3 separate regions of the Mus musculus genome follow, and all the other regions are linked to region 3. A link is a contact called in ENCODE Hi-C or POLR2A ChIA-PET data. All regions are on one chromosome and are shown on one strand. The core of a region is the stretch at or near the end of the contact, and the rest is flanking DNA. Distances in the headings are between cores, read along the strand shown. Region 1 holds the start of A430105J06Rik (a long non-coding RNA gene). Region 2 overlaps Tgfb2 (transforming growth factor, beta 2). Region 3 holds the start of Tgfb2 (transforming growth factor, beta 2).

Evidence for each region. Hi-C counts contacts between places; a loop is a spot of excess contacts on that map. ChIA-PET counts read pairs that join two places held with the same protein, here RNA polymerase II (POLR2A).
Region 1: a loop to region 3 is called in a map of v-Abl transformed pro-B cells, with 2.6 times the contacts of the local background. The contact joins the promoter of A430105J06Rik here to the promoter of Tgfb2 in region 3. A Hi-C loop is called at or near these places in 1 of 37 maps with a recorded cell type or tissue (v-Abl transformed pro-B cells). POLR2A ChIA-PET finds 5 or more read pairs at or near these places in 3 of 5 experiments (all embryonic stem cell).
Region 2: a map of gastrocnemius shows a loop between it and region 3 (2.8-fold over the local background). The contact joins the enhancer-like site here to the promoter of Tgfb2 in region 3. A Hi-C loop is called at or near these places in 4 of 37 maps with a recorded cell type or tissue (gastrocnemius and left cerebral cortex). POLR2A ChIA-PET finds 5 or more read pairs at or near these places in 1 of 5 experiments (embryonic stem cell).

Annotation. Positions count from the first base shown.
Region 1 is chr1:186,747,529-186,750,712 of GRCm38, reverse strand. A430105J06Rik (a long non-coding RNA gene) reads right to left here and starts at 1,890. Exons shown (of 2, transcript XR_003948551.1): 1 at 889-1,890. Rrp15 (ribosomal RNA processing 15 homolog (S. cerevisiae)) reads left to right here and starts at 1,355. Exons shown (of 5, transcript NM_026041.2): 1 at 1,355-1,549. The coding sequence starts at 1,405.
Region 2 is chr1:186,657,625-186,660,725 of GRCm38, reverse strand. All of the region lies in intron 1 of Tgfb2 (transforming growth factor, beta 2), which reads left to right. Among named protein-coding and RNA genes, the nearest start is that of Gm26169, 18 kb to the left of the region's middle. Within about 2 kb of position 1,733, at least 1 of the 3 ENCODE cell types and tissues checked has a DNase peak (open chromatin) inside an H3K27ac peak, as active enhancers do; it is gastrocnemius, where a contact is called at or near this core.
Region 3 is chr1:186,704,547-186,707,410 of GRCm38, reverse strand. It overlaps Tgfb2 (transforming growth factor, beta 2), which reads left to right and starts at 1,422. Exons shown (of 7, transcript NM_009367.4): 1 at 1,422-2,864. The coding sequence starts at 2,637.

The DNA of each region.
Region 1 (3,184 bases), core at 641-3,140, 43 kb before region 3:
AGTAGCCTCAGGGCCAGCCAGCACAGCGTTCTAATTAAAGCACTGTACTGCTATAGAGGTGAGAAGACCCAGGAAGTAGCAATACCTGGGAAACTCATTTATGTGGACTGGAATTGTTCTTTTCAGAGACTTACGCTGGCATCTGATCGTCTCTTAAACCATACTTACAAAGCTGTATTTCCTGTGCCATTAAAAAAAATGTTTTCTTGTTTTTAGGATGTATATATATATATATATATATATATATATATATATACATACATACATAGACACCAATTGAAATCAATCAACATGAGGATTCACATTTTCTGTTGCTTTTCTTTCTTTTCTTATATTTTTATTTTTTTCGAGACAGGATTTCTCTGTGTAGCCCTGGCTGTCCTGGAACTCACTCTGTAGACCAGGCTGGCCTTCAACTCAGAAATCTGCCTGCCTCTGCCTCCCCAGTGCTGGGATTAAAGGTGTGCACCACCACGCCCAGCTTTTCTTTTTCTTTTAAGACAAATCTGGAGTACTAAAAACCAATATATAAAGAATGAAAACCTACTGGTTCGCTATAGACGGCTGCTGGGACGTATTTCAGGAGACCAGATCCTTTAATAACACTGGTGGGCTTTGGGGTGGGGGCTGGAATATGGTGGGGAATCCAAGAGCAAGTCACAAAACCAAGGGGATTCCTTACATTTGTAGTCCTTCGAAGGAAGGGTGGAGTCTGAGTTTAGCAGATTAGTGAAGGAACTAGGTAGGATTTAAAGGTTTAATTTAGGAGGGTAATCCTATTGTCGCCCTCACCCCCAAACCCCACCTTGGGACTAACTGCAAGGCTGCTTTAGTTTAGGGCAGGTGCTAGGGAGGATTTAGGACATGGCTCATTCCACCGCCCCTTACCCGGGCAGCCTCTCAGATCTATCAAAATCCAGAAACGTCCATTCAAAAACACCGTGCTTGGTCCTTAGGGGAAAAACAACAACAACAACAACAACAACAACAACAGAACAATAGCCAACAACAACAACAACAACAACAACAACAGAACAAAAGCCAAACCAGCACAAGAACATGTTAAGAGTTGAGCTTGCTTTCTGATTCCGTAGCTGTTCCCTTGTTATCCATTCCTTCTCGGAGAGTCTCGATTCAGTGGGTTCGGAATGCGGTTTCTAACTCGGAACCCAGCTTCTGGGGGAGGGAAAGGAGAGCAGTCAGCAGCAGCCGCCCAGAAGGGGCCGGGGTGAGGCCAGGAACCGACTCTGCCGGAGAAAACCGGTAGGTCGTGTCCTCTCTCCGTCCCTACCCGAGGCTCCCACAGCGGAACTTCAGGCGGGACAACTGTTCCGGAACTAGAGGAGGAAGTTCCGTGTGTTGCAACACGACGGAATTATCAGGTGGCACTTCCGGCGAGCCAAGATGGCTGCGGCCGTTCAGGACTCACGTGTGAGCCCAGGGGAGATACTGAAGCGTTCTCCGAAGAAGAAGAAAAAGATGAAGATGGTAGCCAAGGCTGCAGCGTCGAAGCTAGAAGATGAGGTCAAAGACTCTTCTGATGGAGAAGGTAATGTGGCCTGGCGGAGCTTCGGCGGCTGAGCTTCCTTCCCATGGCTAGGGTTGCGTTTCCTTGCCGTTGAGTGTGTGGGGCGAGTGAGGTTGGGCGAGGAGCCCTGCTGTTCCGAGGCTCCTCGCTGTCACGGTTAATTTTGTGTTTCCACTCAGTCAGCTGTTACTGAGATGGGCGAAACTGCCGGTGCCAATCAGAAACTTAACAGTAAAGGAAGAGATAATGACAGGCAGTACACAAATTAAGAGCAGAGCAAAAGATGGGCAGGCGATAACCCCAGGCCTTTTGCAGGTCCTGTACCCGCTTAGAAGTGGAGTAAAAACACGGTTAGTTGTCGCAGATCAAAACATAGGCTAAGTGTTTGGGCACAGAAGAACCAAAGCTGGTATTGAGAACCTTGCAAAATGTTCGCATCTTTGGGAGGATTTGACTCTTTTTACTTACAGCCAGTCAGTTTGTTAGCAGATCATAGAAACGGCTGTAAGAGCAATGTTGCGAGCTTCTATTTGGAACCCCTAGCAAAGTGAAAGGAAGGGTCGCGATTGAAATAATGGGTGGGATAGGCTCAGGGAGCCAGCAGCAAGAGGCCACAAGAGAGAAGAAATACTGTTACTGTGCAGGGGGGATTGTGAGCCTTTGGGAGTTAGAAAAGAGAGAGTTAAAGAAATGGTAAAGGAGAGATACTGAAGTAACGTTTGATACAGTTTCAGAATGAAAGGTAGGTGAGTCTCCGGAGGTCTCCCCATTGTGTGGCTGGGGTTGGCTGCTACTTTTAAACATACTTCTTGGCAGGAGCTTCTTAGGAAGCTCAGGCATTTGGCTCCCACACTCCTTTACTGCTTCGGTGTGGCTAATGCTTTCAGTTAACCGCGAATGTGGCTTCAGTTACTACGGGAAGCCACTAGTTCATGAGTAACATTCAGAATTTTTAACTTGCTTTTAACTTGCATGATAGGTCTGGTCACTTGCTGCTCTGCTGTTTTCTGTTCATGTTGGCTGCTCATTCTGGAGGTCTCTGCCTTTTGCCTGCAGTATTCCTGAAACACCTGTATGTCACCTACATTTTCATTGACTTCAGTCTCTGGTCCAGTACTTGTCAAAGAGATTTTCCCTTATTTTTCTAATGCAGCCTTTTCTGTCACTCTCACTTGAGGCTTGATGCTTTGCTTTCTTTAGACGCTTTTATTATTATTATTACTTTATTTATTTTTAAGTTGTATGTATGTGCGCTGGGCGTGAGAGGAGATTGAATGGCTGCTGAGGAAGAAACTGTTCCTGTGGAAGAGCAATGCATGCACATGTTCTCCAGCCCCACTCTGCTCACTTTAAAAGCACCACGTTTTAAATCTTGTGAAGCGTTTGTGCTGTTTGAAAGTTCCCTAAGTGTGCAGACACTTGAACCTCAGTTCCTAGATCAACAACTGTCACTCAGGGGTCCATAAGTTAACGAATGAGTGCACTTGGACTTCAAGACCAAGAAGCAGCTGACTAAGCTTTTGAGGTCCTCAGCCCTCACCAGAGGGGTTAAAAAAACAACCTGTTGGGCAGGAATTAGAAGCTCTGGTCCTGGTGGTGTTTTTACTGCATTGGTTTATTTGCTGTGTACCCACATGTGGAGGTCTGAGGACTTAT
Region 2 (3,101 bases), core at 484-2,983, 47 kb after region 3:
GCACTGGTGGTTCCAAAAGGTGACTGGATGTCAGAGAACAAAATGCACAGCTGCTTTGGTATGTATGTATGTATGTATGTATGTATGTATGTATGTATGTATATGTGTGTGTATATATGTATGTATCTATGTATGCATGTATATGTTTTGTCTGAATGCATGTGTGTATACTGTATGCATGCAAAGCCAGAGAGACCAGAAGAGGGTACCAGATCCCTGGTAACTGGAGTTGCACTAAGCTGTGAGCCTCCACGTGGGGGCTGGGGATTGAACTCAGGTCCTCTGCAGAAACAGCCAGCCCTGGTCACCCTTGAGTGCTCCTAAAATCATAGTTTAAATGGAAGAAAGAAAGGAGTGAAAGAGAATGGAGTAGAAGAGACAGGAGAAAGGGAGAGGGAGGAAGTTGAAAGAGATGAAGGAAAGGAGGGAAGAAGAAAGGAAGGGAGATGTGGACAAAGGAGGAAATGAGGGAGGAAGAAAAAGAGAGATGTACATGTTATAAACAAAGATATTGTACCCTGTAGAACTGATGCCAAACATCAGATCTCAGTGCTGAACCGAGCATCGATAGTCTATGCATGGAGTCTTACCACTGGGAGGCTGAGGCAGAAGGATCATGTGTACAAAGCCAGCCTGTGCTACATTGCTAGATCCTATCGTAGAAACAAGCAAGCAACCGGGACAGGAGCCTGATATAGCTGTCTTCTGAGAGGCTCTGCCAGATCCTGACGAATTCAGAGGTGGATGCTCTCAGCCAACCATTGGAGTGAGTGTGGGGTCCCCAATGGAGGAGTTGGAGAAGGGACTGAAGGAGCTGAGGGGGTTTGCAGCCCCATGGGGGGAGCAAGAGTGTAAACCAGCAAGACCCCCTGGAGCTCCCCCAGGACTGGTCCACCAACCAAAGAATACACATGGAGGGACCGATGGCTCCGGCAGCATATGTGGCAGAGGATGGCCTTGTTGGACATCAGTGGGAGGAGTGGCCCTTGGGCCTGAGAGTCTTTGCCCCAGTGTAGGGGAATGCCAGGGCATTAAGACGGGAGTGGGTGGGTAAGTGGAGAGCACCCTCATAGAGGGTGGGGAAGGGGTAGGGGGTTTCAGAAGGGGAGACCTAGGAAGGGGAAAACATTTGAAATGTAAGTAAGGAAACTATCCAATTAAAAAAAGTACAAAAACAAAACAAAATAAAACAAAAAACCAAAAACAAAGAAACAAGCGAGCAAACGAAACCATAGCTTCTCTCCAGAGCTATGGTGGCTTGTCCATGGAAGACCATTGAGGTCATTGACTAGCTCTTTAAATGTGGGTCCAGCCATACTCTTTCCTTGATTCCCTTTCCTGTATTGCTTCTAAGCTAGCCAGTAGCCTTTGCAGACACAGTTGGCCTGCTTTCCGGTATCCAGAGCTTTTACTGTGAAGCCCCAAACCTCCCCAGCCAGCCTAGAGGTGGCTGAGAAACCTGGAACAGTAAGAGAAATGGGTGTCTCCAAAGAGGAGGGGTTTTATGGGGGCAATGGAAACTTTGGGATAGAAAGTAGAAACTCCATGTCTGTCACAGTTCAAGAAAACCAAACATCACGAGCCAGCGCCACTGTTATTTCACTTTTTTCATTTTTTTTTCCCGCCATGTAAGAAGGGGCCCAAACAGTCCTGCTGACAGTATAGCAGGGTCTCAAATAGCAGCTTAATGAAGGCCAAGTCACACAAGCTGATGCTGGCACAATTAGGCTCCCCACTGCCAGCGGCAGGCATGTCAAGTCTGACACCGTCCTCCTCTCGGAGACTCTGCTGTAAATTGCAGCTGCTGTGGTGCCTTGTTATATTTAATAGGTGGGATGGCCGGAGAGAAAAATCAGAAACCACGGCCGATGTGCTGTTTATTTCTCAGTCATTTTGTGTTAAATTGCTGCGACTTCAATGTCAGCGGTGTCAGGATGTGGTAGTGAAACTAAATCTATGGCCAGTGTGCCAAGACAAATTTCAGAAAACCCCAAAACACAATTGTCTTGGTTTCTTGCTGGCTGCACCTATGCACACACAAATAGGACTGATTTATTGCCCTCCAACTGATGGGTGCGTTGATTGTCTTGTTGCATTTGGGGTGGGGTGGGGGGTGTCTACTTTCCTGCACACTGAGGATGTCAGGAATGAGGGACCGTTACACTCACTAAGCATGTCACATGTCCATACTAATCACTGCTAAGCTTCAGGGTGGTGGAGTCTGTCTTGGAAAGGGAAACAAAGAGTCCCTTCTGCTGGAAGGTTCCAGCAGAGTTATATGTAGATGCTAATAGGGTTAAGGGAGTAGGTACGGAGGAAGTCGGAAAGATTGCAGACAATACTGGAGTTAGCAACATCCCTCTTACTGGAGATGGTCACAGGGTGCAGCCCCAGCTCCCCCACCCAACCAGGGAGCAGTCTATTAGGGAGTGAAGATGTAGCTCCTCCCATCAAACTTTCTCAAGGTGACCTTTATTAATGAAGGGGACCTAGCTTCCTTCTTTGTGTTCTTGTCGCAGTAGCCCATCAAATGCCATCGTTGACACTTCTGCCCGGGTGGCATTCACGCAGCCCACATTGTGAGTCTCTTTTCACAGGAGGCAGAGAGTGTAGAAGCAACGTACTTTTGACTGCAAGTACCTCCTCCCCTTGATGCCAGCTAAAAGTTATTTCCGTTTGCCTACACTGCGTTTCTTCATCTCGGAAGTAGTGTGGTTTCTCTGCAGCGCATGCAGTATGAGCAGAGCGGTCCTTTCTTTTATGGGAGGGCAGGGTGGGGTAGGCACACTTTATTCATCCCTAGCTAATTCACGAATTGAGGAACTGGAAATGGAAGGCTGGCCAAAGTCATTTGGTCCCACGATCAGAGTCTATGGTCGAAGTTCTCAAAAATGGCAGTGCAAAGAATTACCCGCCATCCAACCAGTCATCTAGGATGCTGATAAAGCCCTCAGGTTGAGTGCCCATTCTTAAACAGTGGGATTCAGAGGTCAAAAGCAATGGAGGCCATTAAAATGAGAATAGCATGAAGACCTACCACGTTTGCTTACACCAGATGTCTGCAAGGACGTGAATTCTTCTGCCTGTGCTGGAGTTTCTTA
Region 3 (2,864 bases), core at 173-2,672:
AGTAGAAGAATTTTGTGTTCAAGGTGGGTGGGGAGATGATAATTCAAGAGAGAGTTTTCTGCAGGAATCTTAGAACATAGAACATGACTGTGGGGGGGTCTTGATTCTGTAAGAGGGCAGTAGATTATTCTGCAGCTCCCACACTTACGGAACCCCCGGATCCCTGCTTGTCACATGTTCTGGGACCTTATACTTCTTCCAAGTACATGGTGGGAAAGAACCCAGGAGGTGGGCGGGCTCTCTCTGCAAAACCCAGACCCACCCCTTCCTGTTTTCTGCAACAACAGACCTCACTTCCTATGGCCTCAGTCTCCCTGTCTGTGAAATACAAATAATAATGTTCATTGCTGTATATAATGTATGCCAGCTATATCATTACATATCATTACAGCTCCCTCTAGTAAGAATATAACCCCCCCCACACACACACACACATACACATGTATGCATCCCTAAAGGTTTGATCCTTTTGAACTAGGAAAATGATACTGAGGTCTTAACCTGGGGGAATTCTCAACAGTTTCCAGCTTTAACAACCTGTGTAGTCATCGTGGCCACAGAGTCATCACTAAGATTGAAATGTTGACTTTGACTAAAGGGGAAAGACCAGTGGGAAGAAAGATTCTGTTATCCAACCAGTTTGAGCAAGTTGAAGTAGAAAATGTCAAGTTATGATACTGTGTGACAGGAGACAGCAAACATTTAAAACCCAGGTGTCTTAGATAATGCTGCGACAGGCAGAAGATGGTGGGTCATCCTTGTCTAGGAAGGCTGAGGAGAAAGCCACATGAGCAGGGGCTCACATAAAGAAGGCAACAGTTCCTTTATTCAAAGCAGTGATACAGAGCATGCATTGGGTGAAAGGGACACTTCTGTATTCTGCTGGTTCACAGGCAAACAGGGCTGGATTGTAAACAGGCTAATGAAAAACAACCTGTGGAATCCCGGAGAACTCAAGAGTTAGGTCAGCAGTCTCAGATTGGAAGGCATGTCTTCAGGGCTGGGCTGGAGCTCCATGGAGCACAGTGTGTGTGTGTGTGTGTGTGTGTGTGTGTGTGTGTGTGTGTGTGTGTGTGTGTGTGTGTACACGCCTGTACATGCATGGGCACGCACTCAACACAGGAGGGACTCAGGGAAGCTGCGAATGAGTGATCCCCACCATGTAGAAACGGGATGCTTAGCTGCCTGCCCCTCCACACACAGACCCTTGGTGATCACAGACAGTGACTACTGCAAATTCCTCATGCCAGTCGCCCTCCCTTACTGGCCGTCCCCCTTTTCCACACCCCCTCCAATGGTCCAGAGCTCGTGGTCTTAGTAACAGAGGACTTCTGACTGTAATCCTAGCGCGTCACTTTGTTGAAGGCAAACACGTGGTTTGGGGAGCACATATAAAACTCTGCTCCGGGCAGAATCGTGATGTTATCTGCTGGCAGCAGGTTTGCTCGGAGCAGAGCTGCTGAAACTGCCGGCAGGAGAGCGAGTGGGAGAGAAAGAGAGAAGGCGCTGAGAGCTGAGCTCTGGGGCAGGCGTCAGGGATGGAGAGAAGTATTAGGGTTTAAAGAGCCATTCTGGAGCAACCCATCTGCGGAGAGAAGGATCGGCAGAGGTCTATTTTAGGGTCGCAAGTACCTACTTACCCTAAGCGAGAAAGTGCAACCTTGGTGGAAGCTAGGAGAAGCTAGGGAAGGGTGCGAGTCCCGGGGCAGCCCGCAGCCAACGCGCCCAGGAGGCGGTGTTGTTCCACAGGGGTTAAGGAGGTGGCCGATCGCTGTCGCCCTTGGCCGCCTGGAGCAAGAAAAGGAGGATCTGAAGGACCGAGCTGGAGGCTGGCCCTCTTTGCAGGCAGCAGCGGCGGCTGCAACGTGGAGCGACCCAGCCGGGTGTAGGCCACAGCGCGGCCGGCAGGAGCGGGATCCTCGCCGCCTGCTCCGGCCTCTGTGGATCTCCGGGGCGGACAGTATCCCACCGAGTCTCCGAGTGAGCCGCTCCGGGGCGCATCTGCCTCCCCGCGGCTCGCCAGGCTCGCCCTCGGCGCGCGCGCACGCACGCGCGCACACGCGCACACATCCACACGCACACTCATCCACACACGTGTGGAAGGCAGGGCCGAGCCGCTCGGTCTTTGAACTTCTCAGTTAGAGCCCGGCGCAGCCCCGGCCGCCGCTCAGCGCTCCCCGCGGCCCTGCGTGCCTCCTGCCAGCCCCCGGACCTTCTCGTCTCGTCCCTTTTGGCCGGAGGATCGGAGTTCAGATCAGCCACTCCGCACCGAGCCTGACACACTGAACTCCATTTCTTCCTCTTAAGTTTATTTCTACTTCAGAGCCACTCACCCTCTCCCTTCCAGGAGAAAAAAAAAACAAACCTTTCTTACTCCTTAAAGTGAGAGATTCCCCCCCCACCCCGCCCCAGCATCGCATATTAATATCTCCACGTTGGGAACGCGTTGCATTTTCTTTTTTAAAGGAATCCCAGCCAGGGACGTTTTTCTATTGGGCATTAACTTTCGACTGCTTTGCAAAAGTTTCGTATTAAAAACAACTCTACCTGACCGCTCTGAGAATTACTAGTTTCTTTTTTATATATATTTTTTCTTACTTTAAATAACAACATCAACGTTTCTTCCTTTTAAAAACATGCACTACTGTGTGCTGAGCACCTTTTTGCTCCTGCATCTGGTCCCGGTGGCGCTCAGTCTGTCTACCTGCAGCACCCTCGACATGGATCAGTTTATGCGCAAGAGGATCGAGGCCATCCGCGGGCAGATCCTGAGCAAGCTGAAGCTCACCAGCCCCCCGGAAGACTATCCGGAGCCGGATGAGGTCCCCCCGGAGGTGATTTCCATCTACAACAGTACCAGGGAC